Linked DNA regions of Homo sapiens: region 1 is linked to region 2. Evidence: read pairs that join two places in POLR2A ChIA-PET (ENCODE). Cell type or tissue: OCI-LY7. All regions are shown on one strand. Each heading gives the region's core, and the rest is flanking DNA. Links, peaks and the distances in the headings are about the cores only.

Evidence for each region. Peaks named below come from ENCODE experiments on the same cell type or tissue, not always from the same donor. Only the 100,000 strongest peaks of a DNase experiment are listed, where the experiment ranks them.
Region 1: POLR2A ChIA-PET joins it to region 2 with 6 read pairs; 1 of 35 experiments calls an interaction of 5 or more read pairs at or near these places.

What each region holds. Positions count from the first base shown.
Region 1 is chr1:216,513,469-216,529,654 of GRCh38, reverse strand. ESRRG (estrogen related receptor gamma) reads left to right here. Exons shown (of 7, transcript NM_001438.4): 6 at 10,234-10,503. Among named protein-coding and RNA genes, the nearest start is that of USH2A, 98 kb to the right of the region's middle. In OCI-LY7, for the core only: no CTCF peak of the experiment used is centred there; no DNase peak of the experiment used is centred there; H3K4me3 peaks cover 399 bases; H3K27ac peaks cover 499 bases.
Region 2 is chr1:217,532,714-217,548,899 of GRCh38, reverse strand. The region is part of intron 5 of GPATCH2 (G-patch domain containing 2); the gene reads left to right. Among named protein-coding and RNA genes, the nearest start is that of GPATCH2, 90 kb to the left of the region's middle. RefSeq lists a silencer at 5,877-5,986. In OCI-LY7, for the core only: no CTCF peak of the experiment used is centred there; DNase peaks (open chromatin) are centred at 5,869 and 8,619; H3K4me3 peaks cover 1,473 bases; H3K27ac peaks cover 3,096 bases.

The DNA of each region.
Region 1 (16,186 bases), core at 3,312-11,311, 1.0 Mb after region 2:
TTAAAAAGTAGAAAGGAAGGCAGAAGTGCCAATAATTTGTTGTTTGAAAAAAGTTAACCAAAAATTACAGCTGGGATTGCCTCTTCGACAGCTTTAAAGAGTTTTAGAGGCATGCCTATCTCTTTTTGAAGCCCGACAAATGACATTTTCTAGTAATAACATATTGGTTAGTTTATTAAAACTTTGCATGACTTAAAAAGCATATTTTTGATCCTAAAATGTATATTCACAAAATTCATCTGCTTGTGTTTCTCCTCATATCTCTATTTTCAATGAAAAATTATAATCTTTAACAGAATAATTTTCTCATGAATCCAAACTCTCAGCCAGCCATAAATGGAAAAACAAAGTTCATATCAAAATAATGTGATCCTGGTTCTGACCTATTAAAAAATGTTTTTGGTTCCTGCTTCATTTCCTCAAAGTCCCACCTGATTTCTTTTAGATTTAAATAGATTCTGCTTGACTTGCCCAGATTATTTGCATAGAGCTATCTATAGTTATGCAGGTTCCCACAGCAGGTAGAACTGGTTCCTGTTTGAAATTATTATGTAAGAATGGATACACAAACTAGTCTGATAAACCTGAAACATGTCTAAGTGGCATTTAAATTACATTAACACCTGTGTGTAAAGACACAGTGAAAGGACATAACAGACAAGAACCCTCCTTGCTGTTTGTAACTGTCTAATCTGCTGCTTTATCATAGGAAGGGCCCTTACTCCCTTGGTGCTGCAATGACTGTAGTGTTGCAAGTACTTCTGACAAGTGAGTGTTTACCTAGTGAGGACCCATTGTTCTAAACTGGACTGAGAAGGGGACGCCTTATGTATGCATTTTTATTGCCTTGTCTCCTCCTTGCTGTTTTTGATTCAGAGTGAAGCAGCCCATAATGATAAAATGCCAGGATTTCTCAATCTTCTTGCAAGTTTTTTAGTGTGGAAAATGTTCTCATGAGAAGCTCCTTCTTACACTTGACAAAAATTAGGTTGGGATTGCCTAAAAATTTACGTTAAAAAAGTAGACATATTATATTTTATTCCTGCAAGTAGAAAGAAGCAATGAGCATTGTTTTCATCCATGACTTCACTAGGTTAGTATTTCAGAGGCTTAAAATGCAAGCTACAGAACATAAATGTATACATATTGTCAAAATAATTGTACAACTAGGATAGGTAGATAAATTAATGACAGTACTTATAAATAACAAAAAAGTAATTGTGACATTATCATGAAGTCTGTTGTGAATGGTTACTTATAAATATAAGAGAAGCAGCTAGTCCATATGACTGAAACATCAACTTTACTTCTAAATTGAAGAGAACTGGCTGAGGTTAATAAATTTAGGCAGGACTTTATCAGAGTCTAAGTGGCTCCAAATAAAAATCCTATATACTTTATAGGCACTTATAAGAAAAGAGCATTATACGAAATCAGTGCCTTAATAAACATTCATTGAATTAATGAAAAAGCATTAGGCACCCCTTTTTGTTATATGTTGATGTATTTTCTGTGGGTGAGGGATCTGGTTCCTGCAATGGTCTTTTCATTCCTAACGTCGCATCTTTTTGAAAGCCAGTCAATGAGCTGTTGAGGAATTCTCTATTCATTCATTTAGCACATATTTACTGAGCGCCAGCTATGTGACAGGCACTGTTTGAGGAGCTGGAGACATAGCAGGAAACAAATCAGAGATCTCCACCCTGAAGAGTTTATCTAGAACACAGCAAACCACTGTCCAGAGGATACAGATACATCTATCAAGCAGCAGATCTTCACATCCACTCCCTTACTTCAGGGGTCACTTACACTCAGCTCTGTGTCTCCTGCTTATGTCTTCATCTTCATCTTCACATTTATATTTTACAAGTGCCCTTAGATGCTACCCAGTGACAACGATCATGGCAATGAGAATGGAAAGAAGTGTGTGTATTTGAGAATGATTTCACATGTATAAAAGAGAAAACTTGGTGAGAGATCAGTGAAGGGCCAAGAGTAAGGTGGCAGGTGGATGGCGGTGCTTAGGGAAATAGTGGAGCTGTAGGTTTTGACATTAGGATTAGGAAAATGAGCTCACTTAACATGTTAGGACATCCATGGAGGAATTACTAGAGGAAGATTTTTTAGGAAATATGGCAGGAAAAGGGAAAAGGAACAAACAATGAAAGAAATTCTGTGTTCTACCAGAGAGTTTCAGTTTTATCATGTAGGAGATATGGAAACAAAGAAAGCATTTTGATGAGGGAATGGCATAGGTTTCATATTTTAAAGATTGCTTGACTAGCCCTGGGTAGGATGGAAGAAAGAAATACAAGATATAAAAGGATTTTGGTAAGGATGCTGTTAAAATTTACCCCAAAAGGATGATGAAGGCCTAACCAAAACTGGAATGGAGGGGAGGAGAGAAAGTGATGGATATGGATACATTTAGGAGAATGTGTACAACCAAGCACTAAACTCTCCTTTTCTGCATAGACATGTACTTGGATCCATCCTTGCAATACTTTTCTTTTTTGGTTGTTATGGTCTTATCCACTTTTACTGTGCTATAAAATCTTAGATGACAAGGATTATGTCTTATTCATTTTGCATATTCCAATGGTACTGAACATAGTGCTTCACTTGTAATAGATACTCTAAATACTAGTTGATTTGAACTTTGTCACAGTAGAACCATTGGAAGCCTAATAATTTAAGGCTGAAATAAACCTTCAGGAATACTTTTTCTACCTTCTAGTTTTACAGATGAGAAAGCAGAAACCAGCAAAGTTGAGTCATTCCTCAGTGTTTCACAGTTCTTTGGTGGCAGAGATGGCACCCAATTCTAGGTCTATTTACTCCCAGTCCATGGATTTTGTCTGAGGTGCTCACCGTTACCCAGACAGCCTTGTGCTTCATGATTAGCTCGGTTTGTTATTCTGAATTAGAAACTGTTGGAACTGGAAGATTCCTCAGAAGTGTGTAGTCCACAGTTTGCAATTGACAGATAAGAAGGTCACCTGTGGGTCTGTATTAGTTTGCTAAAGCTGCTAAAACAAAGTACCAAAGACTGGGTGACATAAACCACAGAAATATATTGGCTCACAGCTCTGGAAGTTGGAAGCCCAAGAGCAGGTGGCAGGAGGTTTGGGTTCCTTCTGCGGGCTCTGCAGGCTAGTCTGGTCCATGCTTCTCTCCTGTCTCTCCTGGCTTCTGGTGGCCTCAAGCATCCCTTGGCTTGTAGGTAGTATTCTCCCTGTGTCCTGACATCATCTTTCCTCTGCACACGTCCATCTCTGTGTCCAAATATCCCCTTTTTATGAAGATACAGTCATATTACATTAGGGCCCACTTTAATGACCTCATCTTAATGTGATCATCTACAAAGACCCTATTTCCAAATAAGGTCATGTTCCCAGGTCCTGGAGGTTAGGACTCTAACATCTTTTGGGTGGGATGGCACAAGTCAGATCATCACAGGGGCTAAGTTAATACCATTGGTTGTAGTCAGATCTCTAGACCTCAAAGTTATAGTTCCCCTCACTATCCTCTCCCCTCAGACATCACTTCCTGACTATAAACCTTTATCTTACGGGCATTTATTGCTAAATGTTTTCCACAGACTCTTTAAAGGCTTGTGGAGATATCTGTCAGCTTTCTCCAAGGTTCAAGATAGAGCCTGTATGTGTTTATTTTGGAGGCTTGAATTTTAAATTATTAGACCAAATTTGATGGGGACCCCTTGGGAATTTCCTGAAGAGGATAGTGTTTAGATATCTGGTTCCAAAGTGGGACTGGTTTTCTATGGACCACTGGTCAGTTCCCTGAAGCACTCTGATATTTCTTGACCTAGTTCTACCAGTACATTGGTAAAGCAAGTCAGATTCAAGCATAGATCCTTTTTCTTTCAAATCAGAAGTGTGGCTTCCAAATGGTGTTTTTCCCTATTCAGTATCCATCTAATCCCAAAGTTAGACTGAAAAATGCCTTTTTTAAATATATTTTTTAGAGTCCTATATTATATGGCATTGCTTTCCTATTTTCTTGATGGCCAAACAAATTTCAGTCAGTCTGCTTTCCAGGCAGAACTTATTTTCAACTAGTAAAAAATAAAGGTTGTAGGAAAAGAAAGCCATTAGATTTCCCTCTTTAACTTAAGGCAGCTCAGCCCATACTTGCCTCCATGCCCCCCCACATTTTTTCTTTCTTCTTGGCTTAGATGAAAGGACAAAAGAAGTAAACTTGAGGTCAAGTAAGAGGGAGTTTGGGAAAAGCTAAGGGAATTATTTCAGATCCTCTCCAGTCATTCAGAAGTACTAGGTAAGTAGGGGTAAGTAAGGACTTCCAAAGAGGAACTGCACACTCCGTGTAGATGGTCTTTACATTCTTATTAGGCATTCATTGGCCCTGTGTCTAGTACTTTTCAAAGTAGGCTGGCAGTTGTTAAAAAAAACTCCCACTCACAGGAAAAAAACAAAACAAAACAAAACCTCTTGTCATCATGTTGAGTCTTTCCTGTATTGTCACTTGAAATATTTTTTCTTAGCTGCTATTGTATTTTAAATTTTTCTAGCAAGCTGATTGGAAAACCAGGAATAATTGCTAAAGAAAGCATTTCACCACGTCTATGGGGGCATGTTTTCAATTTCTGTTCCTATGATTGGGCTAATTGTAAACTCATTTGGTTGTTTATGTAATCAGCATGAGTAGTCAGTGGTCAATTGCACCTGTAAATTCAGTTAACAGTGATAATTCTGTTTTGGACTGGTAGATATTACCTTTGCGTTTCTGTTCTCCTCTCTTTTAGTTCCTCACAACTGCTTAGATCATTTGCTCAGTTTTATGGAAGGTGGTCACTTCTGCCCTTATATACAAAATTGTATTAAAACCTGAGTCCTGCCTTTTAGATTTTAGGAATATGTACTTGTCTTGTTTGACCACTATTTTAAAATAATAGTTCCATAAAATCAATGTGAAACCTAATTAAAGTATAAAAACAGAGATAAAGAAATAGATTTCTTATGGAATCAACAAATGTTGAAACAAATGACTAAATTAGCTAGCAAGGGACCTATTTTCCATTTTTGTCAATTATTCTTACATTTCACCCAATTGTGATTGAATCTAAATTATTGAAATCTGGATTAAGGTCAGCCCAAAAGAGTAAAGATTCAAAGAATAGTATTATAGGTATTGTATTTAAGGCTTAAGTACAAACATAATATAATCATTATCATCTCTTTTAAAGAAAAATTTTAAATAAAATGCTTCTGATAGCACCATGTAGATGTTCCAGCTTTCACTTCTGCAGTTAACCATCTGTAGCTGCTTAACTCTAGCTCCTACTGAGTTCCAGTTCATGAAAAAAAAGTGTGTGTATATATATATATAGTCTCCTGCAAGAGACTATATATATATATATATAACTTACATATATATATATATGTATATATATATATAAAGTTTCCTACAAGCCCCTGAGCTGTGTATTTTGTGAATCATAGGACAAAGTGATATGTCTGCCCCATATGTGAAAAGAACATCTGGCTTAAAAATACAAAATAAGTTTATCTCTAGCAAGGGTTATGCATCTGTGTGTCTATTGGTAGCTAAGACCAAATGTTAGTGCCACTGTTATTCTTTTCTTCTCTGGGTCCTGTAAACATTAGGTTTATTTGTACGGGAAAGAAAAGAATCTAGCTTACGTTGCATTGCTTAATCAGCTTCTCAAAATGAACTTCATTTGTGATCTCAGTGAGTCATTATGGCATAATTACAGTTCTAGCATGATATGCTAGTTGTTGAAAAATGTTGATTTTTTTTTTTTTTGTGGAACAGAAAAACTACAGTTCAAAAACTGTGATCAGGCAAGTCAATGCCATGATTAACTGATATTAACAGATGCCCTGAAGATTTAAAATGCTTGCTCTCTATTTCAAGAAAGCAGCCGAGAAGAAAATGCCTAGCAGGGGTTAAACCCAAATGCCTGCACTGCAGCCTATTTCTGTCAACACTCTGTTCAGGAAATAAACATTTATGCTTTCTGAAATGAAAGTGTATTTTTGAAGACTAGCCGTCAGATATTTTTTGCCCTTCACACTTTCAAATGCTTAGCCTTTTTTGTAAGTTGACTGCAAAGTGCATCAGTTTGCCAGGCTAAAAAAAAAAAAAAACAAAAAAAAAAACAGTGCTTGATGAGTGCCCATGGCACCACTGTCAACCTCCAAAGTTTCCAGTAGAAGAAGGCAAGACGGTTGGCACAAAACATGCTTTCTTCAAGCCTATTACCTCAGGGGTACCTGCCTCTTGAGAAGCTTTTCAATCCTTCCAAATGATGTTATTCCCAACTGTCATCTGGTTTATTTGGAGCACACTGTATTGCAGATAAACATGCTATTTAACTGCGGGTCAAGGTAGAGAGTCATTCTGCAAGCAAAATGCCTGAGATACATTAAATGGCACTGACTCTGGGACAGAGATGAAGAGAGATCCGAGTTGTCAGCGATATGCAGGGAATGGGCTATAGCTGTGGAAGAAAAAATGTGCCATGGTATCAGTGCATTTTAAAAAGCTGTAATATGGCTGAACATTTAAAACTATAACCTGTCACACACCAAAGATTAAGGTCCCAGGATGTACAAAACATGAAGTTCAAACGACACAACTGCAAAGCATATTTTATTTCACTTGGGAAAGAGGTTTCTCTCCAAAGATAGCTAAATATTACAGATGATGAAGACCTCTAACTTGTAGCCCAAGAGCTATAAACTACCATTAAATACCTGGTATAAACATAAACAAGTAATTATCATTTGGATACAAGCATGTGTAAGCCAATAGAGCAATTATGTTTTAAGAAAATTCCTTAGACTCAGCTTATTAAAACATGCATTTTCATTTAGGCCTTGGTTATTTAGAATTTTATACATTGTTCAGGTCTATTGATAAAAATGTTATTTTATCCATGCGTTTTTATGTATGTGCAACGTAGCTAGTACTCCTAAAGAAAAGGTAAAATAATTTTATGGAATTAAGATAAAATTTCTATTATGTATTTGGTCTCCTTAGTGACCAGATGAACATGACTATCTTATAACAAGGCTGTCTTAACTGCTGCTCAGGCATTTGGGCAGGAGAGCTCTTTGTACTAGCTTCCAGATTGCAGTGGTGTGGTAGGAAAGGGGTAAAATGAGAGCCAGCAATTTCTAGACCAAGAAAAGATAGAAGAAGTTCAGACTTTTATTTTATTTTGTAAGGCATAGATTGTCCTTTTTCCTTTGGATTTGCAAAAAGTATACTTCCTTTAATCAGCTGAAATATACTTGAGGATATCAATCAAGCAAATGTGTCAAACCTTTTGTGCTATATCCGTCTCCTCATGCTCCCTCACCAAAAAAAAAAAAAAAAAAAAAAAAAAAAAGGAGAGCTGTTTCTTCCCCTTTTTTCCTTCTCTTTATTTCATAGAGAAGCAAAAGGAAAAAGTTAGGTTTGCAGGAAGGATAAACACACACACATGCACACACATATACACACACACAACCATCAATATAGAAGAAACAAATTGCAGGATCAACTTTAAAAATGAAATTTTATTGTTTTTTGTTCAATTAAACCCCAAAGAAATGTGCGAAATGTTGTTATGGCTGTAACATTGTTAATTTGTAAATCACAGGGACAAAGGGGGCCCGGTGCAACTTTAAAGTTTCCGTGCACGTAAATGTCGCTAGCGTGCCTTCTCCATCATCAGCACTAAATTCACATTGATGCCTCTTTTCTTCTCCGTATTGATCCTTCCATGAGAACGTAGATTTGTATCTGTTAATTAATGTGTCCTGAAACAGCGTTTGTATTAATCAGGCAGATAAGAAAAATTGGATGCCTGCACCCCCCTGACAACCGTAAAAGTGCTGGCCCTGATAAAATCGTGGATGGACCTCAATAAAAAAGTTCCTCCTTCCACTCAATAAACTAATCATCCTGCTTTTAATTATTCGGCAGAAAGATGTGTGGAGATTGGAGAATGTGTAAATCTATTTACTAACAGCAGTGTCTGGGAGGGAGAATAGGGCTGTCACAGGAAGGTGCTGCGGGCTACACGCTCTGTCCATCTGCTGCTGCAGAGAAACTGCGACTTGGGAGCATGAAAAGGAACAAGAAAACTAAGGCAAATTGAAAAGACCCATTCATTTTTGCTCCTAACTTTCCAGATGATTTTTTTTTTTTGGTATTTTAATTTACACAAGAAATTCTTACTTAGTATGTTTTCTTGAGATTGATATTTGGATTTGCATTGCACCTTTTTTCCTTGGAGGGGAATAGAAAAAAGAGCAGTGTGGTTTTCTGTTTGTTTGTTGTGAATATAACATTGCTAAAATTAAAAGCATCTGGAGCCTAACCTATTTAGGTTAAATAATTTAGTTTTCTGTGTTGAACCGCTGTTTAAAATGTTATCAGCTATTATATCTCTAAGAGGATATTTATTAATTTAACCCCAAATGCAATGACAAAAGCAGAATAAGAAACAAGACTTACACAGCCAGTCCAAAAGAAATCCTGTCAAATAACATGTAAGCACCATGATAAACAACGAAAGAAATGCATTTTACACATATCTTAAAGATTCCCTTAAGAAAAGCTTGACTCATCTCTTCTGATGATTTTATTAAGCACTTATAATTAATGGTACCAAATGGCAAACCACTGTTTTTCACCAATAGGTCAGGAAATCCTTTCCTTTTCTTTACTGTGCTGTAGTTTCTAATATCATATGGGATACCCACAATTTGATATGATTGAAAAGGACAGCAACAGTGACCATAAGCAGCAGCCTAAAAAGGTTGGGCATCAGTGGCTACTTATGATTTGGATAATAATGTCTAGAAAGGGAGTAAAAATAGATTTCTTAAGTTGCATTATTAAAAATGGTCCTTCCTTTCTGTAGAATTACTGGTGGCAGGACCTTAAATGATGGTACCACTGTCCTCAGAAGCCATGAGGTGGATGGTTACCCTTAGAAGTCTTAGGCATACACTTGGAAATAAAAGTGAAGTTTTAAGAAACATTTCTTTTTTAGGACTTGAGAAAAGCTTCTGATCATCAGGTATCTTCACTTTAGAATACAGATCTAGTCCCTCTGATATATAAATATATATCTTCACTCCTAAGTAGGCTTAATTGTACTGCTTCCTCTTTCTCTATTGAACAACATTTTCTTTTTAATTTTTTTGCATATGTTTTCTCAAGCTCAGAGGGACTTTAAATATGCGTGTATGAATGCATCCCAGATTTGCAGAAAAGAATTGATCACATAGGTAATTCAGATAAAAAGAACATATATTAATCATACAACAACACTTACTGAATTTCAGGTTATAGCTTAATGTTTAGGTAGGTGATATTTTATATTTCCCAAATACGAAATTTAAGAGACAAGTTAATTTCTCTTGCTCAAGGTGAAAGAGCCAGTAGCTAAGTGGAGCCAGTATTTACATTCAGAATCTGACTCCTTTGCACCAAACCCTGTTACCTTTATTTATATTTAACTTTTTAAATAATTGGAGCTTAATAACAATAGTGAACGAGGCTTTTCTCTTTGGTGGGGAGGCCAGGCTGCTACATATTACACTTTCTTTTATACCTATTATCACTAATTTTAAAAGAAAGTCATGTTAAATATCAGTGGGGAGAAATAGCCAATTAAGAAGGCTCACCTATTTGTAACTCATCATCCATTGTGCTTGTAATTATTAATATTATACAGAAATGTTTCCAAGTTGTGCTGAGCTCTATGGCCTAAATTGTTTGTTTACCTTTTATTTTTAGCTGCTTCTTCTTCTCCTTCTTCTTCTTTTTTTTTTTTTTACTTTTATGTTGTTTACCAATAGTAGTTTTTAGAGATGAGATAGTTGAAAATCTGACTTCCTGTAAGATTTTCCTAAAGACTTCAACCAGAAATCAAGTATATTTAAAGATTACATGGTATTTTCTTCTCGAATGAAAGAAAGCGACATCTCTATTATATTCCCCTAAGCTGTGTCTATAAAACTTATAGCAAATACCCACAAATTGAAGAAGCTGGTTTGTGACTTTCACTTTGCTGTTCGCAAAGTGATCCAGGGAAAATTTTAAGAGCTTCTAATCAAAGCTCAGCATAATTTTGAGCACTGATGCAGAAGCCAGCTACCATATGAAACTAATGTTGCATTATGAAATTATGGCTTTAAAGTAACTTGATCTGCCCATCTTTCCATGCAGGCTTCTCCACGCTGTCCCTGGCGGACCAGATGAGCCTTCTGCAGAGTGCTTGGATGGAAATTTTGATCCTTGGTGTCGTATACCGGTCTCTTTCGTTTGAGGATGAACTTGTCTATGCAGACGATTATATAATGGACGAAGACCAGTCCAAATTAGCAGGCCTTCTTGATCTAAATAATGCTATCCTGCAGCTGGTAAAGAAATACAAGAGCATGAAGCTGGAAAAAGAAGAATTTGTCACCCTCAAAGCTATAGCTCTTGCTAATTCAGGTTGGCATACTGACATAGTCATTGTTACATTTTTTTTAATATGTCAGTTTTACCCCTCTCCTTAACTTCTTTAGGGATTTGCTAGACCTGGTTTGTAAATTTTGTATGAGTCAGCAAAATTATAATCAGTATAGCTTTCTAGTGAAAAGTTAGAAATAAGAAAAATATACTTAAAGGGAATTAATTTCATTTGACTTGCTTATTGAATGCTTTGAAACTTTTATCAACTAATGCATGTACTAATTTGGATCATGGCAAAGCAAAAGCTCTTGTAGTAATAGCATAAATGGACACTCCCAGGACAAAATTATTTCTATTGTATTTTATGCGTAAGTTAAAACAAGGGAATTGTTGATACACACAAACCATTTTTCCCTCAAAAATGCAAATTGTGCAATTGGGAAAATATATTTAGTGTTGCTTTGAGTTTTGGTTATCAAAGAACAGTTTTCTTACATTCTGGAGTTCTTTAGAAGTCAAATTCTGCCTATGCAGTAAGGGTTAAGAATTATGGGAATAACTGGTCTTTACATTCGAACTGAAACATGCTAAAATAGCAACCTCTAATAAGTAAAAATCGTTGGTGCTTTGTTGTTTTTCCCTTTGTGCCTCTCTTAATGCTTTATTATGGTCTTAAGTCTCTTTTAGCATTTGCATAAAGTTCAGGATAGATCCCTCCTTAATGACGTGCCGATCATTAGATACCTGCGTGTCAATAACGTGCTCTGATGCTATGTACCACTGACAGTCACACCGTGCCCCTCCATCTGCTTTTGTTTTGACCCTATCTTTGAACTTTATCTTGGTTGCCGGCCAGTAGTTTTCCCTTTAATTACAAGAAGGAAACTGTCAATAAAATCTGTTAAATGGGATGCAATGAGTGGCTTGAATGGGCGGACGGCTATTTGTTCAAATTCTGCAGCATTCAAGGTATTGACAGTTTGTTTTCTGGGGCCATATGTGACGATCAATCTCAGGCTGGGCTCAGCCGCGCTGAAAAATGAAAAACCAGATTGCTTTTGCTTACTTGTGGATGACGACTTTGTGATTTGGCGCGGTCCTAGTGAGATGAGACCTTCTGCCCAAATTGCCCCCATGAGAGCCAGGGACGCGTGACTGTTTTTAGAAATAATTTTTAATTGATTTTGTAATTAACAGTTCATCTACAATATTGATGCATGAATCCTTAGACTGATAGGAGGGAAATTGTTTTCAACAATGGAGTTGTACTTTCCTATTTGTCTTCATAATGCAGTTTAGCATTTCACAGTTTTAATTGTGAATATAACCCTCTTCCTCACCACACCATGCACCTCTCTTCTTCTACGCTCCTGTGAAATTATAAAATATGATTTCTTATGACAAATGACATTGTTATTATGAACCCTGAAGAATCCCCTGCCCTCCCTCTCCAGAAGATCAAAGTGAGAGATGGGGTAGAAATTTTCTGAGGATTTATTAGTTTGTATGGACTTCACATTATACCATCTCTCATAATGAGATGAAATATTTTATAACAGTGGTTTTGGGAAGAATTTTTATTTGGCAATCATGAAACGATTCTAATTTAAAACATTTACTTGGTTAATTGTTTTTAAAATATACTAAAGCCTGTGTTAAATCTTTTATGTTTCAAATTGCTTTTAAAAATTATTAACTAACCATGAATGCTGAGCAATGCTAAAACTTTATCAACAAAATTGCTAAAAATGTATAATTTTAGATATTGGATGTGTACTTTATGACTATTATAATTTAGAGTAACTGAATTAATTAGTAGCAGCATTTCTGTCTCTGTTGCTTAGAAGTATAAGCATTAATATTTCTGATAGATAAACGTCCTAATCCACATATTCTACTTCTGGGAGAGGAAGTGACTACCTCACAGCAGTGACTGATGATTAGAAAGTCTTTAAAGAATTAGTTCATTTATTTTTCATGTCTAAAGTCAGAAATGGTCAATAAGCTCTCCTTTCTTCTCTTATCATGGTAGTTGAGTAACATTGCTTCTTCTAAAAAAAAGTCTCTGTCCCAAAATATTCTTGCAGGTGATTCCATCATTGACTTAGCCCCTCAATACGGAGAAAAATCAATTGAATCAGAGTCCCTACTAAAGAATAACTGATTAAGAACTCTAAGGACTATTTTAATCTCCAAATTGTGCCACCTCTACTGTGTTGTGTAATTATGGCCTTTTCTTCACCCACCTAACCTGCAAGCCCCATCATTTTAGTTTGGGGTAAACAACTCAGAAAGTCATTTTCTTTGATATTGTTAATATGATGTTATTTTATTCCATTTTTGACTGTTATTTGGAGCACAGCAATAAAGTTATAGATCCAAGATTGAATGTAGACTCAAACTTGCTTAGATCCAATGTAGGTTTTTTAAACTGCCCATACACATATCAGTATAAAAATATTTTAATACTTTAGACACCCTAAAGGGCTTCTATTTTTTTTGTCGTTTCTCTCTCTCTCTCTGTGTGTGTGTGTGTGTGTGTGTGTGTGTGTGTATGTGTGTGTGTTTAGGAATTCCAGATTAACATAAGTAACTTTTTGTGCAAAAATGAAAATCTATTTCAGTGTAATTTAGGTAGGTATCTTAGCTTTTCCTACATGGCTGTAGGTATTAAAAACCATTGACTCATTTACTTAAATTTTAGCTTATTTTAAACATTGGTCTTTATTCAATCATTATAAATGTTGTGCTTATGCTTGGAAAACAGGCAACTGGCTTCCTAATGATGGCTTTCATATTTTTATAGCTTTGTTTCTGTCATAAGTGAATTCAGGAATACTTATAACACCAGAACATCACTGGAAACTCTATCTTCGTGTGTGTGGCCAAAACAACAATATGTCATGAACTGTTATAATTCTGCAGTTTTCACATTCAAATCTTTGAAAACCCTAAATAATAGTTCCAATTACTTTTGAAGATAAGAAACTTACAGTCTCATTTAAGCTATGTATTCTCTTATTTTTTAGTATTAACAACCTCTTGAGTAATTATTACATCTCTGATATATCTCTGTGCAACTGAATTTTAAAAGAAAACTCTAGGTCACAATTTTAATATTGTAATTCTGAGGCCCCAGTTTTTTCATGTATATAACGAGGTTTGACTAATATCAAATTCTTTCCGATTCTGGAATTCTATGATTCTATAATTAATTTCATTTATATATTAGAAAATATAGTAAAATATTTCTATAAGCACCTAGGTAAGATTATATGATAGGATTTATTTCTCTTCATTGAATCTCTTGATTCTTATATTAAGAATTTGTTTGAAATTATATACTATAAGATTAAAAGCAGTTTAAGCTAATGAATCACTTTAGTCTGACAATTCTCTGTTGCTCGAGTCATAAGAACTTCAATCTCTAAATCTGCCACTCACATCACAGTCTTTGCCACCCCTACCCCACCCCAGCCTGAAGCCAGGTGAGTCCAATCCATTCAAGAATAAACATTTTTCAAGTCAAGTTTTCTTTTTTACTTCTACACATTATTTCCAGAATAATAGCACCTATTGATATCAAGCTACAAATAACAATTTGGTTATCAATTTAAAATCATAAATAACTCTAACAACCTCATGACAGCATTCTGTTGTTCTTAAGGACAAATGGTTATGTATGCAGAGTTGTGTAATTTCAAGGTATAGAAAGTTTATGATTGCTGTAGGATACTGGAATGGGCACCATATTTAATTAGGATATTTGGACTCTCATATAGGTTTGACTTAGTGTGTTTTCATTATCACTCCATTAGGGGAGCCTTTTTAGATATGGTTTTCCTAATAACCCCCCGATGAAATAGTAATGCCATCTATTTAGGATATATATATACACATACATACATACACACACATATATACATACGTGTACACACATCCATGCATATATATATTATATTATATATACGCATTTTACCTAAAAAGAGGAATATTTTCTACTCTCTAATTCCAAATTTCACCTCCTTTGAGAATACATCGCTTAAATACATAACTGTTTTCTCATCTGTAAAATAAGGCAGGTGAATTAAATAATGTCTAATATCCCTTAAATGGCCTGAAAATTTTAGATTGATTACTTTTAAGTAAAGGTGGCCAGTTTGGTTTCATACATGTATATATATGTGCATATGTAAGTGTGTGTTGTGTGTGTGTGTGTGTGTGTGTGTGTATAAAGTAAAACTGGGCCTTAGCCAGTTTTACAAAATTTTGACTAAATTAGTTGATTTGATATTCTGGAGATAGTTTTAGCTGCTGGTCAAGAGATTATCCTTTTTCAGAATCTTTCTGTAGACATTTCCTTTTTTAAGCTTCTTCTAGGGAATCTTATTTGATTCCCACAACATGCCTGTGCAGTAGGCATGTCCAGTACTATTTCACAGGTATGCGAAGAAAGCTGATAATCATGCATGGCTATTATGAGGCAGAAGGTGGGACCTTCTGTCCTTTGCTATCAATGAGCTATTTCTATTCCACAAATAATTATATACATGTTTCTAAAAGGATTAATGCAGAAGACTTTACCCATTACAATTTCACATCTGGGAGCCTAAATTAGTATTTTTAATTTGATTGAGAATTTCATGCCCACTTCCTTTATCTTGCCATCTTCTTGGAGTTAGAGGAGTATAAAACTACCCAAGAAAGTGACAAAATTGAACATGAAATGTTTACCAAGAAATTATAACATTTTATGAGAAATGAATATATGTAAGCTTTGTGTGGCAGGTAGAGCTTTGTTCCTAATTTTTACCCAGAACAAACCATAAGTAATACTATCAGGTAAATAAGAAATCAAAATTATAACTTTTCATCTCTTAGTTTACTTTTCATTGGTTTTTATTCAAGGCTGCCTTTACTGGATTATTTTAATTCTATTTAGAATAAGATATTTTGGAAGTGAGTTTTTTAAATTTAATACAACCCTTAAATTTTAAACATATTACAGTATTGCAATTTTTAGGTAAAAAACATAAAAGCTGGCTCTTAAATATTTCTTTTCATGTTCAATGGTCACTGTGTCTTGGCATAGTATCAGAAATATTTGCTGCAAATAGCTTTGGCCTTCCAAAGGTATTTACCTGAGTAAATACCTGGGTAATATGTGCTTATTACCTGGGCAATAAGCACATAAAATACTCTGCAGTTGCTTATTTCCAGGAAATGATTATAGCATAAGATAATGAGCTCTGTTACAAAACGTCATTAGCATGGTGCAGATCATCTATGATGTTTTGAAATGTTGAACTATTCACCACCCAAATTGATATCAACATTCACTTACCCAGTATACTATAATTGTCTTTATGACTTGTAGCAAAATGAGTTAAAAACCCCCTGGAAAAGTGTAAGATATGGAGAGAGAGATGGAAGGCCTTAAGTAATTATAGAAAAATAGAAAAGACCTAGCAGGTAAATCCCATTATGCAAGGTAAACATAACAATATTAATAGTAATTTGGGACTTGTAAGAAGCCTGAAGGAAAGAAACTACAACCACGACCATGGAGGTTTTCTGTGGTTCAACATTTTATATAAATACAGTCAGAGTGATTTGTGTGGCTGGTGTAAATGTCAAAGAAAACTAGCTTTTTAGCCACAGCAAGAAATAAGGAAAACAGGCCTTCTAAAAAAACTAACAGTATCTTAATGGAGAGCTCTGA
Region 2 (16,186 bases), core at 3,891-11,890:
AGAAAAGAGGTTTTATTGACTCACAGTTCCACATTGCTGGGGAGGCCTCAGGAAACTTACAATCATGGCGGAAGGCACCTCTTTACAGGGCAGCAGGGGAGAGAATGAGTGCCAGCAGGGGAAATGCCAGATGCTTATAAAACCATCAGATCTCATGAGAACTCACTCACTTTCATGAGAACAGTATGGAGGAAACTGCCCCCATGATTCAGTTACCTCCCACTGGGTTCCTCCCATGACACATGGGGATTATGGGAACTACAAGATGAGATTTGGGTGGGGACACAGCCAAACCATATCACCCAGTTTTGGACAAAAGAAAGTTTTATAAAAATTGTGTGAACTGAATAAACTATTGAATTCATTATAAAAAGCCTGTAAAATATTCAAAGTATTCTTTTCACGACTGAGATTTCTGATTTTGCGAAGATTGAGAGAAGCAGGTGTCTTAGTATTTGTAGCACATGTAATCAAAAAGATTACTTTCATTTTCAGGGGTAACTGCATACCTGTGCAGGTTTGTTACATAGGTAAACTTGTGTCATGAATATTGTCGTATAGATTATTTCATCATCCAGGTATTACATCTAGTACCCATTGGTTTTTTTACTGATATCTCTCCCTTCCCCCACCACAACCTCCAATAGGCCCCAGTGTCTGTTTTTCCTCTCTGTGTGTCCATGTGTTCTCATCATTTAGCTCCCACTTATAAGTGAGAACATGAAGTATTTGGTTTTCTGTTCCTATATTAGCGTATTAGTCCGTTTTCACACTGGTATAAAGAACTACATGAGACTAGGTAAATTATGAAGAAAAGAGGTTTAATTGACTCACAGCTCCACAGGCTTAACAGGAAACATGACTGGGAAGCCTCAGGAAACTTAACTATCATGGCAGAAGGCAAAAGGAAGGCAAGCACGTTTTACCATGGAGGAGCAGGAGAGAGACAGGAGAACTAAGGGGGAAGTACCACACACTTTCAGACAACCAGATCTCTTGAGAACTCACTATCACTTCCCCAACAGCAAAGGGAAGTTCACCCCCATGATTCAATCACCCGCCGCCAGACCTCCTCTGACACATGGTAATTACAATTCGAGATGAGATTTGGGTGGGGACACAGAGCCAAACCGTATCAGTTAGTTTGCTAAGGACAATGACCTCCAGCTCCACCAATGTCCCTGTAAAGGACATGATCTAATTCTTTTTTATGGGTGCATAGTATTCCATGGTGTCTGTGTGCCACATTCTTAAATCCGGTTTATTGATTGGCATTTAAGTTTATTCCATGTCTTTGCTATTGTGAATAGTGCTGCAGTGAACATACGCATGCATGTGTCTTTATAATAGAATGACTTATATTCCTTTGGGTATATATGCAGTAATGAGATTGCTGGATCGAATGGTATTTCTGTCTTTAAGTCTTTGAGGAATTGCCACACTATCTCGCACAATGGTTGAACTAATTTACACTCCCGCCAGCAGTGTACAAGTGTTCCTTTTTCTTTACAACCTTGCCGGCGTCTGTTATTTTTTGACTTTTTTTTTTTGCGCTGTCACCCAGGCTGGAGTGCAGTGGCGCGATCTCTGCTCACTGCAACCTCTGCCTCCCAGGTTCAAACAATTCTCCTGCCTCAGCTTCCCAAGTAGCTGGGATTACAGGTGCCCACCACCACACCTGGCTAATTTTTTGTATTTTTGGTAGAGACAGGGTTTCACTATGTTGGCCAGGGTGGTCTTGAACTCCTGACCTCGTGATCTGCCTGCCTCGGCCTCCCTAAGTGCTGGAATTACAGGTGTGAGCCACCACGCCTGGCTTGACTTCTTATAGCTGTTCTGACTGGTGTGAGATAGTATCTCATTGTGGTTTTCATTTGCATTTCTCCAATGATCAGTGATGTTGAGCTTTTTTTTTCATATCATTGTTGGCTGCATGTATGTCTTTTGAAAAGTGTCTGTTCATGTCCTTTACCCACTTCTTAATGGGGTTGTTTGGGTTTTTTTCTTGTAAATTTGTTTAAGTTCCTTACAGATGCTGGGTGTTACACCTTTGTGAGATGCAAAGTTTACAAAAATTTTGTCACATTCTGTAGGTTGTCTACTCTGTTGATAGTTTCTTTGTCTGTACAGAAGCTCTTTAGTTAGATCCCATTTGTCAACTTTTTCTTTGGTTGCCATTGCTTTTGGCATCTTCATCATGAAGTCTGCCCATGGCTATGTCCTGAATAGTATTGCTTAGGTTGTCTTCCAGAGTTTTTATGTTTTGGGTTTTACATTTAAATCTTTAATCCATCACAATTTTTGTATATGCTGTAAGGAAGGGGTCCAGTTTTATCTTCCACATATGGCTAGCCAGTTATCCCAGCACCATTTATTGAAGGGAATCCTTTTACCATTGCTTGTTTCTGTCTGGTTTGTCATAGATCAGATTGTTGCAGGTGTGCAGCCTTATTTCTGGGCTCTGTGTTATATTCCATTGGCCTATGTGTCTGTTTTTGTACCAGTACCATGCTGTTTTGGTTATGGTAGCCCTGTAGTATACTTTGAAGTTGGGTAGTGTGATGTCTCCAGCTTTGTTCTTTTTGCTCAGGATTGCCTAAACAATAGTTTTTTTCTAGTTCTGTGAAGAATCTCAATGGTAGTTTAATAGGAATAGCATTTAATCTATAAATTGCTTGGGCATTATGTCCATTTTAATGATATTGATTCTTCCTACCCATGAGCATGGGATGTTTTTCTATTTGCTTGTGCCATCTCTTATTTCTTTGAGCAGTGGTTTGTAGTTCTCCTTGTAGAGATCTTTCACCTCCCTAGTTAGCTATATTCCTAGGTATTTTATTAAAAAAAATTAAAACTTTGTGATATAAAAACTAGTAAGAGAATCTTCATTTCACAGGTAAGAACATAGTAGTTGGCAGATATTCAAACCCACAGTTCATCCTACCCATTGTCTAACACTTTACCCAGAGAAAATTATTGAAATGGCCTTGTTGGCTTTATAACATTACAAATGTCTGTTTAACAGTTATCCATTTTCTCAGCAAATACATGTTATGATCTAGCTGTATGTAAAATCATTTCATCTTTATTTGACGCTTTGTAGTTTATAAAACCCTTTATGTATTTTACCTCATTTTAGTTTTCTATACATCAGGGCCTCTCATCATCCCAGTTTGACCTCACGATTCCCTGGCTTGTTCTTTTGACCACTTGTGCTTGGAGCCATGGACAACACAGAAAAACAATTACATAGTCTACTGCCAAGAAGCCTATAATCAAGAGAAAGGTCTGTAGACAAGTAGCTATTAAATCAAATTACTGTTAAAGTGTTTAGACATTCAATGAAGGACAGATCAATTTTGATTGGAAAGATGAGAATTTCTTAAGAAAATCCTTTCCTTTTATTTTCCCTTTCTGTGGGAGAAAAGTAATAAGTATGCACCTTTATGCCCGCAGACTCTAGGTGCTGCCCAAATACCCTCTATGATGAGGATTAGCACAAAAGAGGCCAAGACCTCACTCTAAGATCTTACCAGCCAGTCATCTTCCCAGAGTCTGAGATATGGTCTTGGTAGTGCTTGTCCATTGACGGAACTCCTGCTGTGAATAAACAGTGCTTCACTGTCGCTCTCCACTCACATTTCCGAATTGAAGGGTCACCTGGAATCTCTGATTTCTGGGCTACCTCAGCCAGGTTTTATATTGTAGCCGCCTGTGAGAAAGTGGGGACAAGCATATATTGACCGTTCTTCCAGGAAGTTGGGCTTTCAAGGGAAAGAGAGAGAAAGGAAATGGCACTGTTCAGAGTTTTGGTTGGTTTTAATAAAGGAGGACCTAAAACCTGTCTGCCAATTGAGAAGGCTCCAGTAGACAGGGAGATGTTGAGAAAAACAAGAAGGAGAGGGGCTGATGGATTGAATGAGGTTCCTAATTAAGTGAAAGACAGCAGGAGCCAGAATATACAGATGGAGAGCTTAGCCTTAGATGGGAGGAAAGACATTTCTTTCATTTTACTAGAAGGAACATAAAGGGCAGGTATATTGGAGTTAAGTTTACAGTTTCAGGGCAGGAAATGAAAAAGTATTCATTTATATTTTATTTGTAAGATAGAAGGCAAATTTGTTTGCTAAGGTGGGGGATGGCAGGGAGGTGATGAAAAGGTTTGAATGGACTTGAGAACGTTCTAAATGCCTTATGTGAAGAACCGAAGAGCGAGATCACTAGAGACTGTTGGGATTGCCCACTTGCACATACATTGATAGAGTTCATCTCAGTTGTGTGGCTTTTTATTTCCAATAGCAGTTAGCAGCCTGGGTATGGAAGGCAGATAATTTAGTGTGTGGAGAAATCTTGGTTTGCTTCTGATTAGGGTTTACTTAGGCTGGTGTGTGGAGAGAAGAGCTGACAAAGGGAATTAAACTTTTTTTTTAAAAGAATGTTGGCCTCTGGGTTGGAAAGGATAGTGGACGCAGGAGAATCACATAATTTGGTTTGTTTGTTTGTTTTTGGAACAGAGTCTAGTTCTGTTGCTCAGGCTGGAGTGCAGTGGTGCGATCTTGGCTCACTGCAACCTCCGCCTTCCTGGGTTCAGGTGACTGCTGCCTCAGCCTCCCCAACAGCTGGGATTAGAGGCTTGTACCACCACATCCGGCTAATTTTTGCATTTTTAGTAAAGACAGGTTTTGCCATGTTGGCCAGGCTTGTTTCGAACTCTTGACCTCGAGTGATCCGCCTGCTTCAGCCTCCCAAAGTGCTGGGATTACAGACATGAGCCACTGTGCCCAGGTTATTGCAGTTTCATATCTCAGTTCAGATGTTCAATATAAGAATATCTGGAGTAAACTTTTTTAAGACTTTATAAAGGTAGTAACTCAAGTATAACTATATACACACACTACAAATAAGATAAATTAACATCTTGATATTAACTTCTAGTCCATTCACATTACAGAAGCAATACAACTGTTAGCCAAGCGAGCCTGAGAAAGAATCCTCTTGAAGGATTCTCTTCTTGGTTTCTCATCTTTGGTTATAACTATGGCTTTTCCTGCCCTTCTTTGTTTGTTCTGTTCTTGTCCCATGAAACTGTGGGCTGGACTGGTCATTTCCTCTTATCAGTTCATTTAATACACTCTTTCTCAGAACATTTAGGTGTTTATCATGACTTAATTTCAGGCTTTGCTATTAGCAGCTTACAATATGCCAAGTATTGTTTTAAAATATTTGATGAGTAACATCTTAATTATTCTCACACTATCCCTATAAGTCAGACAAAGATGACTTTTAATCATGTTGGGAAACTGAGGCATGGAGCAGATTTAAAACATTCCTGGCCAGGTGTGGTGGCTCACGCCTGTAATCCCAACACTTTGGGAGGCCGAGACGGGCAGATCACGAGGTCAGGAGATCGAGACCATCCTGGCTAACACGTTGAAACCCCGTCTCTACTAAAAATACAAAAAATTAGCTGGGCGAGGTGGTGGGCGCCTGTAGTCCCAGCTACTCGGGAGGCTGAGGCAGGAGAATGGCGTGAACCTGGGAGGCGGAGCTTGCAGTGAGCCGAGATTGCGCCACTGCACTCCAGCCTGGGCGACAGAGCGAGACTCTGTCTCAAAAAAAAAAAAAAAAAACGTTCGCATCATCATGCTTTTCAATGATGTAGCCTCTGAGACATAAATCTAAAACTGACTCTGGAGCCAACACATATAGCCACTACTCTGTACTAAATGTTGATCCACTATATTCTCTGACTAGCAATTTCTTAGTCCCTAAGGCATCTGTCTCTTCTTCACAGTGTTATGCAGATATGAAATAAGGCTAAGTGGACTGATGTAGGTAAAACAGGCAGAACTGTGCCTGGCTCATGGCAGGTGTTTAGCAGTTTTAGTTCCCTTTCTTGTCCCCAGATGCCACCTGCACCAGCATCTTAAGCTCAGGGATAGATTACTCTCTTTAGTGAGCTGCAGCTGACTGCCTTTCTTTAATGTCCCTACACTATTCTGCCTTATGATGTCAGTGACAAAGTAGGTGAAAAACTTCCAGATTAAGGAAAAGTGGAAAAGCCTGTGGAAGAAAATATCTTGTCAACTCTGGAGGATATTAAACCCTAGGCAAAGGTTTCAGTTTAGGACTTTAGTATTAATTCTTAAGACGTTTTGGGTTTTAAGTAAGAGAAACCCAACTCAGCCAGTCTTATTATGCTGAGACATTTTTAAAAGGAAATAGATGTTTATTGGCTTAGAGAACTAAAATGTTGAATCCACAGGCTTAAAGGATGGCTTTGGTCCTAAATCTGGCGCCTTCCATCTGTTGGCTGTTTTCCTCGGGATTGAGCCATTCTTGGCCAGGCTCTCCCGCTTCCAGAGACGGAGGGCTCCCAGCGCTTGAAACTTATATCTTATCTCTGGAATCCTTCCCCCACCCCAAAAAGAGGAATTTTTTTCTTTCCAGTAGTTTCAGAACTGTTCTAGAATTGATTCTTGATGACTTTCACTAGGGAATATCCACATCCCTGAGCCAACTATAATGGGCATAGCATGGGGTGCTGTGAATGGCCAGGCCTGGGCCAGGGAATCGGAGACTGTGTCACTGCGTCTCCTACCGTAAGGATGGGAGAAGGATATTTTCCTGTGGAAAAAATCAGGATGTTGTTATTAGAAGGAATAGACACTGTCACTTACAATCAGTATGTTATTATTAGTAGAAGGAATAGACACTGTCAGCCAACCAGCAGATGTTCATCACAGCCTAAACCCAGCAGGATTCCTCAAGAAACAAAGCTTAAATTGTATAATCTCGACCCTTTTGACTTCAGGGTATATAGCCCTCCTTAAAATTTTTTTACCAAAAAGCAAGTTCTTACATCATTTATGAGCATGAGTGACTTAGTTGGACCAAAGGACATGCTAATAAGACAACTGGGATGTTTGGTCTTTCTATAAAAAAAACTCTACTTCAATCTTCCCAGATGGAATACCTAAAATGTAGCTTGTGAAAGAGGCTTGAACATTTTATTCCAACTAAATTTGGGTGTTCTCAGCTTCCACTTTGTCATTTATCTAAAAGGCTTGTGTTGTTAACTTGCCTATCAGATTATTATGTGAGGTAGTGAATTACCCAACCCATTGTCTTACACATAGTAGATGATAAATAAGTATTCACATGGATTAAGAAAATAATTGAATTTTACTATATGTATGCATTTAACTATTGCTAATTTTTAGGATACTTATGTGGCTGAACAGAATATAGAAGCTTAATTTTTATGATTTTTATTCTTTTGTTAATGCAGGCAACAATGTAGAAATTGCTGGAAAAAAAAATGAAATGAGCTCTTTTCAAATCAAGGACTTTTTGTAATTATCGGGCTTTGAGACTCTACTTGTCAGACCCCTAGTGACTCACAAGACTGTACTTTTTAACTGCTGTGACAGGACATCTGTATACCCTAAATATGAAACTGCAGGGGGAGAAAACAAAAACATTGCTGATTTTTCTTAGGAAGTATAGAAATTTAGACTCATGTCAGACATCTGAATAGAGCAGTTATTACCTTGTGCCCAGTCATTTCTACTGCCGAATTGTGTTGCATTCAATGATATCAGATTTATGAAGGCTTTATTAGAGAAATAAAGTCACAATTTGAAGAAATTGACAGAATTTTCAGTATGAGTAATGATTTTGCTTTTCTTTAGCTTTAGAGAGCAAACTTAGGATGATAGAAGCTGTATCAGTGTAGTACTCTGTCAAAAGGAGCTCACGGACCTTAACCAAACTTGCCTACCGATGAAAGAACTTAATACAGAAGCTATAGATGAATATATTTGTCCCAGAAGTTTCTAAAATTCCTGGCTGTTTGGCCAAATTCAGTGAAATGTTTGGATACAACTGGAGTTACGGTTGTCACACAAGTACACAGGATACATCTGGCTCTTATGTACTCTCATTGAGTCTCCAGAAAACAGTATTACAATAAATTTGTGCACAATGCCGTATTTCAGCCTCAGTGTTTTAGCCAAAAATAAGGGTCGATTGTTCTGAAGAGAGAGACTGTGGGAACAGATATTAAATGCCACCTTGGAAGCTGTTATTCTTTTCACCTTTAGCTACGTAGTCCTAGGGCTATTACTTCAAATGTATGTGTACTAGGTTCCTCACTGCTAGACATTTGGATGTTTTTTTCATGTTTATAATTTCATTAAAAGACTTATCTTGAATAGTAGGTACTTGTTGAATCCTGTTTACCACTAAAGTGGTTCAGAATTGATCCTTTAAAGAGTAGCACTATTGTGCAAACACTGTGTACTTTAGTGTAATAAAGTTGACAAAAATGGTTTTATTGTTTCGAAAGGATCAATCACTGCTATGTTACTAAAAGAAAAAAGATTTTATATTTTTGAAAACACAAGAAGACTATTGTTTATTACTGCTATCAATGTAAAACTTCATGTTACTTTCACACGTAATCATGCAGTGTTTTGTTGAATAACTGGGACTGCTACTTTAAGATAAATTGTTATCATAGGGCTCCAAGACAGGGAAAATACAGGAACAGCCTGAAGCCATAGGACCCAATAGTACCTAGCAGCCAGATGCAAAAGGGGCACTTAGCTGCAAGTCTGTGGGTCTTACTTCCTGTTCATCTGTCTGGTTTTTCTCCCTCCCTCCCTCCTTCCTTTCCTTCCTTCCTTAAATATCAGTTTAAAGACCATTAGAACCCCTTTGTGATTGTGCCGTAATGAATTAATTGTGCTTTATCAGTTATAAAATTGAACAATAGTATTTAATTTTTATATTGCCTAACCTTCCAAAACATTTTAGTGTAAAAACTCTCTAAAGAAATGCAGTTCTGAGATTGGAAAATTTCAGGTTGAACCTGATATGCAAATGTTTATCATAGGCAATTTTTATGTCCAACCTATTAACTCAAAACTAAGTGGTTATGATAAAAGTAGTGACTATTTCAAACATACAGTAAGCATAGATGTATATCATTAAGTTTTTTTATAAATACATATATAAATAAATTGTAAAACAATCAAGAAATCAAGTCTTTCAGGGTTATCTATTGCCATTGTTTCCTATGCATTGAAGCCCTCACCATAGCCATTACGATAAAACATTCCCTAAGTACATAAAGGCTGTGATCGTTAAGATTTTTATTGCCAGCCACACATACAGAGCTGCAAATTGCCTTGTTTCAGATTTATTATGTATTACTCCAGAAATTCTATAAAGATCAAAAGAACTGATTACAATGTTGACCTTTGCATTAACTCATCTGAATTTAAATTCAAGTGTTTGATTTGGGAAAATAAGTCCATTTATCATAGGTCTGCTACTGAGGGGATTGTGCAGCACTGATTGGGAGTGCTGAGACCAAATTTATTTATTGAGCGTGGGCTTGAAAATTGTTTGTAGGACAAGAGGAACAAAAGTTTGACCTGCCATTGTACAGTACCAGGGGAACAATGTGGACATTGCCCTTTTCAAATTTCAAATAGTCAGTCTGTTTCAATCTTGTTTTTAAAATCTCCAGATAGTAAATTGAGCAAATATATACTGGTTTAATCATATAAACTCTTCCTTGATTTGAAATTAATGATCCTTCTTTTACTGAGAGAATAACCATTTTTTTTCAACGTGGTATTTACATTTTGGAACAGTATGAGATGCTTCCCATTCTGAAATTAGCCTTAATATATTAGAATCGAGCTCATACTTGTCAATGTTTTATTTTTTTAATCTGATGTACTAAGGAAAAAATTGTAGTACTGTTTTCCTATATGGAATTATGGATTTAATTAACTTTCACCTATGGAACTATTTAATTATCGACACACAGAATTCTATTAAACTCATATGCCATACCAACACCCACACCCCAAATGGCAAATCTTGTCCACATTGATACACCTTTTCATCTGCTTTTAGATAAGCAGAGGGTATAAGAAAGTGATTTGATAAAGGGGGCAGTGATGGGAGTCAGCACAAGGCATCAGCATGAATCTATCCCTAAATGCCCATGCTGTTTGACAGTATAGCATTCATAACAGTGTGAAAAATTAGGACCCAACACTGTTAAGTGTGACGATGATGGACATAACTTGGCCCATAGTAACCCAAAGAGTCTATTGGTGTATATATTTAAAAAAGCGTACATTGTGGATTAGGATTTATGCCCATCTTAACATTAAGGTTCAGCTCTTCTGCTCTTCATGGTGATTAACCTTCCAACCCAAGCCACAGTCAGAATGGAGAGGCCAGGGTGTTACCCATTTGCTAAGTTTCAATGGGCAGACTGGAAACGATTACAGTAGACCCTTGATATTTGCAAGAGATTTGTCCTGAGACCTTCATGTATCTGCAAATGGGAAAATGTAATTACATATTATTTTCCCCATAAAATCTGGTGAAGTATAGCTAAAAACCATTTTGACCCTTCAGACTATTAAGGTTTCTATAAACACAAGAGTAAATTATTTATAAAGTTGTTAAAGAAAATTCTGCCAATAAAATAAACTCCATAGCACATAACATCATTTTAGTGACATTAACTGAAATTTACAGAATCTGCAAATCTTAAACAAGATTGATGTAATGACATTTAGGTGTACAAAGGTGTATTGAAATGTGAATGCTCAGCTAACTTGTCATGAACCTGCTTCATGTATGTGAGTCACATCATTAGAACTGCCACAAAAGCATGAACGAATATATCATGCCTTTTGGATCTCTTGAATATTTCTCTTGTAAAATTTCTTGGGTTCAAACTTTATTTTTTTAAATGGATGTAGATTTTTTAGTTGATACCTACAGGAATCTATCTAAGTTAGAATCAATTTGTTTTTTGATGGAAAGGTAGGGCTGAGAGAATAGTTTTGTACTTATTTCATCTTTATACAATCTAAAAATAAAGGATCCTGGTAAGGAGGAGGTAAAGTCTGTGTAATTAAAAACCTAGTGTTTGTTACTGAAAGAAATAAATATGTATAGTAGTTAGATATTATAATCTGCTTATTGTCTTTAAATAAGTTTTGTAATTTTTAATATTAAAAAACTGAATTGCTGTGAGAAAATCTTGAATGATGTTATTGTCAATTTGAAATTGTTAGAATTATCCAGATGATTGAATTAGTGGGAAAAGTTGTATTTGTCAAATTAATTTAAGCATTTCCTTTTTTCCTTATGTAGTCTAAATGGACATTTAAGCCCTCAATGGTTTGATTGTACTTTGATGAATTTGACTCTTTTGTTTCACCATTTTTAGCATATAAGACCGAAGTGGTTTCATTTGTTGTGGTAATGATTCTTTCACCTCATATTTTAATATTTTGAGTAGCATCAGGACAGTGATAGTAGTGAGAGGATAGTTAGGAGAGACAGGGTTTTAGAAAGAGAATACCTGTTGTCAGTGCAAAGCACTTATAATCTTTATAATATATAATTATAACCTTTATATATTATAAAGCCTTATAATCTTTCCTATCTCATACTTAAGATAATTAATTTCAATGTAGCAAACATATATTGAACACCTACCATGTGCCACACACTGTCTTAAGTAGCCCAGATACGAAGTTTATTAATTGAAACAGACTGTATTGTCAAGGGATTTGCTACCTAGCAGGGTAGACATGTGCTTAATATAATACGGTAAAGTGCGTTATTAATGGAATGAACAAAAAGCTGACGAAATTCAGAGAGACGGAATAAACCGAAAAGGACTCCTTTTCTTTGATTTCTAATCTGTATGAAAATGATCTAAGAACTCAACATAGAATCACCAAATGTTTTTGATGCAAAGGATTTTAGAGAAAATACTGAATTTTTTTAACAGATTCAAAAATCTAGGTCCAATGACTTAAAGTGACTTATCAAAGCTCATATGTCTGTTTGTTTGGCTGGTTTGTTTGTTTTGTTTTGTTTGAGATGGAGTCTCGCTCTGTCACCCAGGCTGGAGTGCAGTGGCACGATCTCGGCTCACTGCACCCTCCGCCGGTTCAAGCGATTCTCCTGCCTCAGCCTCCCGAGTAGCTGGGATTACAGGTATGCACCACCACGCCCGGCTAATTTTTGTATTTTTTCAGTAGAGACGGGTTTTCACCATGTTGGTCAGGCTGGTCTCAAACTCCTGACCTCATGATCCGTCTGCCTCGGCCTCCCAAAAAGTGTTGGGATTACGGGCATGAGCCACCGCGCCTGGCCATACATCTGTTTTTTTAAGAATATAGTTATTGATTACAGATTTAGTGTACTTGTAGAGGTTACCATCTAGGTAAAACCTTTCTAATTACTAGAAAGCAAGCAATTAAGTTCAGAATTATATAGTATTCACCTTAATTGCGATGGGATTTCCAAAAAATTAGAAATAGGCTAATAGAAATGGAGAATACACTATAGAAGAAATCAGCAAATTATTTGGATAAATGGAGAGTATCAGTTTGAATGAAAGAAAAATAAAATAAGAAGCAAAAGAATGGCAGTTTCTGGCACAAAAGTCTTGATAAAATATTCAGTGCATGTATGCCTCTTGTTTGCCAGAGTGTTGTACTTATAATTTTTTCTATGTATTTTCTCTTTTTAATCCTTACAGAAAATCTATGAAATCAGAATTAGAATCAATTTATGGCTGAGATTATTGAGGCACAGAGTGAGTTAATTAACATAGCTAGGTTGCATAGTAAAAGAGATTGCTTCATCTGACTACAAAGCACTCATTCTTTCTTCCATACTATCCTGTTAGTCATTAATAGATGACTCCCAGATTTTCTCACTTGTGAGACTAAAAAAGTACTGGTATTCACCAGTAGCCAAAAACAAGTAAATAAATACTAATAAAATTTTAAAATTGGGCTTTAGGAAAAGATGCTAATTTGAGAGAGATTCTAATGAATTTATTTGGATGTAAGGAGTTCAATGTGATTCTTAGCATATACAAAAACAGTGTAAGTGATTTGAGGGAGAAAAAGGGATGGGCAAAGTTAAAAGAAATTTAAAAATTTTAAAACATTTTTCTAATCTGAAATCAGTAGCGGCGATGAGGTGGAACTATTGCCAGAGTTTGTGGTATGCTGCTCATGAGGGTTTTTAGTTCCAATTCCAAGTACACTGGGGGTTGTTCTCGTAAAACCGGAGTCAGTTGTCTATTCATTCAACAAATATTCTAGGTAGTATTTTCGGTACACAGGATGCATTTTGAACAGTCTTCTTTCTAGCTTTTACTTAAAACAATCTTGTACATTAACTTGGCCGGGCGCAGTGGCTCACGCCTGTAATCCCAGCATTTTGGGAGGCCGAGGCGGATGGATCACGAGGTCAGGAGATCGAGACCATCCTGGCTAACACAGTGAAACCCCGTCTCTACTAAAAATATAAAACAAATTAGCCAGGCGTGGTGGCGGGCACCTGTAGTCCCACCTACTGTGGAGGCTGAGGCAGGAGAATGGCGTGAACCCGAGAAGCGGAACTTGCAGTGAGCTGGGCTCACGCCACTGCCCTCCAAAAAAAAATCATAATAATAATCTTGTACATTAACTTAAAAAGAGAATAAAAACTTCCTTTTTAGACTGTTACCTCAGTATCAACTCACCCACTCAACTGGAGTTGAGTAAGTAGATACTTGACATTGAGGTAACAGTCTAATACAGAGGAATTTACTTTTTCTATTTCGCTTAAGTCAAGTGATTGAAACTAAAAACCAGCAACAGTACCAGGATTGAGTAGTCCTAATAACCAGGTCTGAGTTGAAATGTCAAGCCTGTTGGTAAAGCAGATTGGGGCTATAACATCTATGAAATCTGCTAGGCATAAGAACTAGCATTATTGGGTCCTTACTATGTGCCAGGCATTTTTCCAAGCACTTTATGTGTATTAACTCATGTAATTTTCATAACAGCCCTATAAAGCAGGTTTTACTATTATTGACCTTTTACCTATAAGGCAAGAGAAGTACTAAATAACTGAATAGCTAGAAAGTGACAAAACATGAATTTGAACAAGACAGTATGACTTAAAAACACAAACTAATCTCCAGTTATTTAGTGCCAAGTTGAGCTAAGTAACTGAGACAGACATCTGCAGTATCCTGACCTGAATGTAGTTAGTACCTTTACAGCTCATGGTGCAATAAATTTTGTACCCTATCCAACTGTATGGTCATGTGACATCTGGTAACCCAGTGAGAATTGGGAAAGGGCCAAAAGGATCCAGCTTTAAAGAGGACAATTAATTTTTGCTTAATCCGGGTGGTGGTGAGTGCAGAGGGTACCAGTTGTGAGCTTTTGTTATCTTTAGATATCCTAAATGTTCTTTTTTTTTTTTTTTCACAGACTGTAAGTAATTTTATAAATGGAAGAAGAAGTTTAACACAGAATTTCATTTTGAATATGAAAAATGGCCTTATTTTATAGGTGAAAGTTAACTGGACCATCAAGGCCATGCTCACTAATAAGAAGATGGGCAACTTTTACTTAAAAGCTAATACTTTACCCAGTTGATAATAAGATTAAATTACAGTCTAGTGTTTCTGATTTGAGAATGAATGTTTGCTAGTATGTTTTCATGGCTGTTCCTAAATCTTCAAAATGTGGGTGGCATAAAGTGTGGTCTGTATTTTATAGGAGAGAGCAATTAATTATAAGAACTGTAAGAATCTTTTTATTTTCATTTATTTATTTATTTTTGAGACAGGGTCTCGTTCTGTTGACCAGATTGGAGTGCAGTGGCGTGATCTTGGCTCACTGCAACCTCCACTTCCTGGGTTCAAGCGATTCTCCTGCCTCAGCCTCCTGAGTAGCTGGGATTACAGGCACCCCCCACCATGCACGGCTAATTTTTGTATTTTTAGTAGAGGTGGGGTTTCATCATGTTGGCCAGGCTAGTCTCAAACTCTTGACCTCAGGTGATCTGCCCACCTTGGCCTCCTAAAGTGCTGGTATTACAGGTGTCAGCCACCATGCCTGGCTGTAAGAATCTTTTTAATAGATCTTATTTTATATTCATTTAAGTATTTCTATACATAATTAAAAGAGCACAGAGTTTTCTTGCTAATTATATTTGTTATCCCCGTTGCTATTTACCAAATCTATATCTATATTCAATAAAAAGAGCTTAATGAAAACCTGTGCACCCAGGATTCTGTTATACATGATTCAGAACAAAGTATCTGGCATGACTTTCATGGAGATACCAACGTAAATATCAAGAGAAAACATAAATACTTAAGTCAACAAGTGATTATTGCTTTATTTCATATTTGCCATGTGCCAGACACTGAGCAATGTATGGGAGAAACAAAGTTGATTAAGAGACAATTCCTAGTCTCTAGATGCTGCTAGTCTGAGAACCACACTTGGATGACCACGGCATGTGGCAATGCTTCTCGAAGTGTGATCTGGAAACCACTGGGGGTCCCTGAGACTCTTTCAGTGGGTCCCCAAGGGCAAAACTGTTTTCATAACGCTAAGATATTATTTGTCTTTTTCACCTTTATTTTTTCACAACTGTGCAGTGGTATTTTCTAGTCTCCAGGAGGTGTGTGCTTGTAGATTCTTGAATTTAAAAACACAGTTTTAATATCTCATACACTCAATATCAATAGATATAATCCGCATAAACAAAAGCTCTTTGTAGTCCTCCATCATTTTTAAGAGTATAAAGTTTGAGAATTGCTGTTATAAAGAAAAGAGCAGGCTGGGTGTGGTGGTTTATGCCTGTAATTCCAGCACTGTGGGAGGCTGAGGCAGGCAGATCACTTGAGCTCAGGAGTTCAAGACCAGCCTGGGCAACATGGCAAAACCCCATCTCCCCATCTCTAAAAAAAAAAAAAATTAGCCAGGTGGGCATGGTGCTATGCATCTGTAGTCCCAGCTACTCCGGAGGCTGAGGTGGGAGGATCACTTGAACCTGGGAGGTCAAGGCTGCAGTGAGCTATGATGGCACCACTGCACTCCAGCCTGGGTGCCAGAGGGAGATCCTGTCTCAAAAAAAAAAAAAAAACAAAAAAAAAAAAACAAAAAAAAGATAAAGAGCACAACTTTTTACAATTAAGACCAGTGGGACCCTCTTCTGTTCTCTGACCTCACATTGTACCCATCTTCCCTTCCCCACACAGACTTCCATCCTACTCCTTGAACATGTAAACTCTTCCTTGTTTCCAGGCCTTCATATATGCTATTTCCTTTGT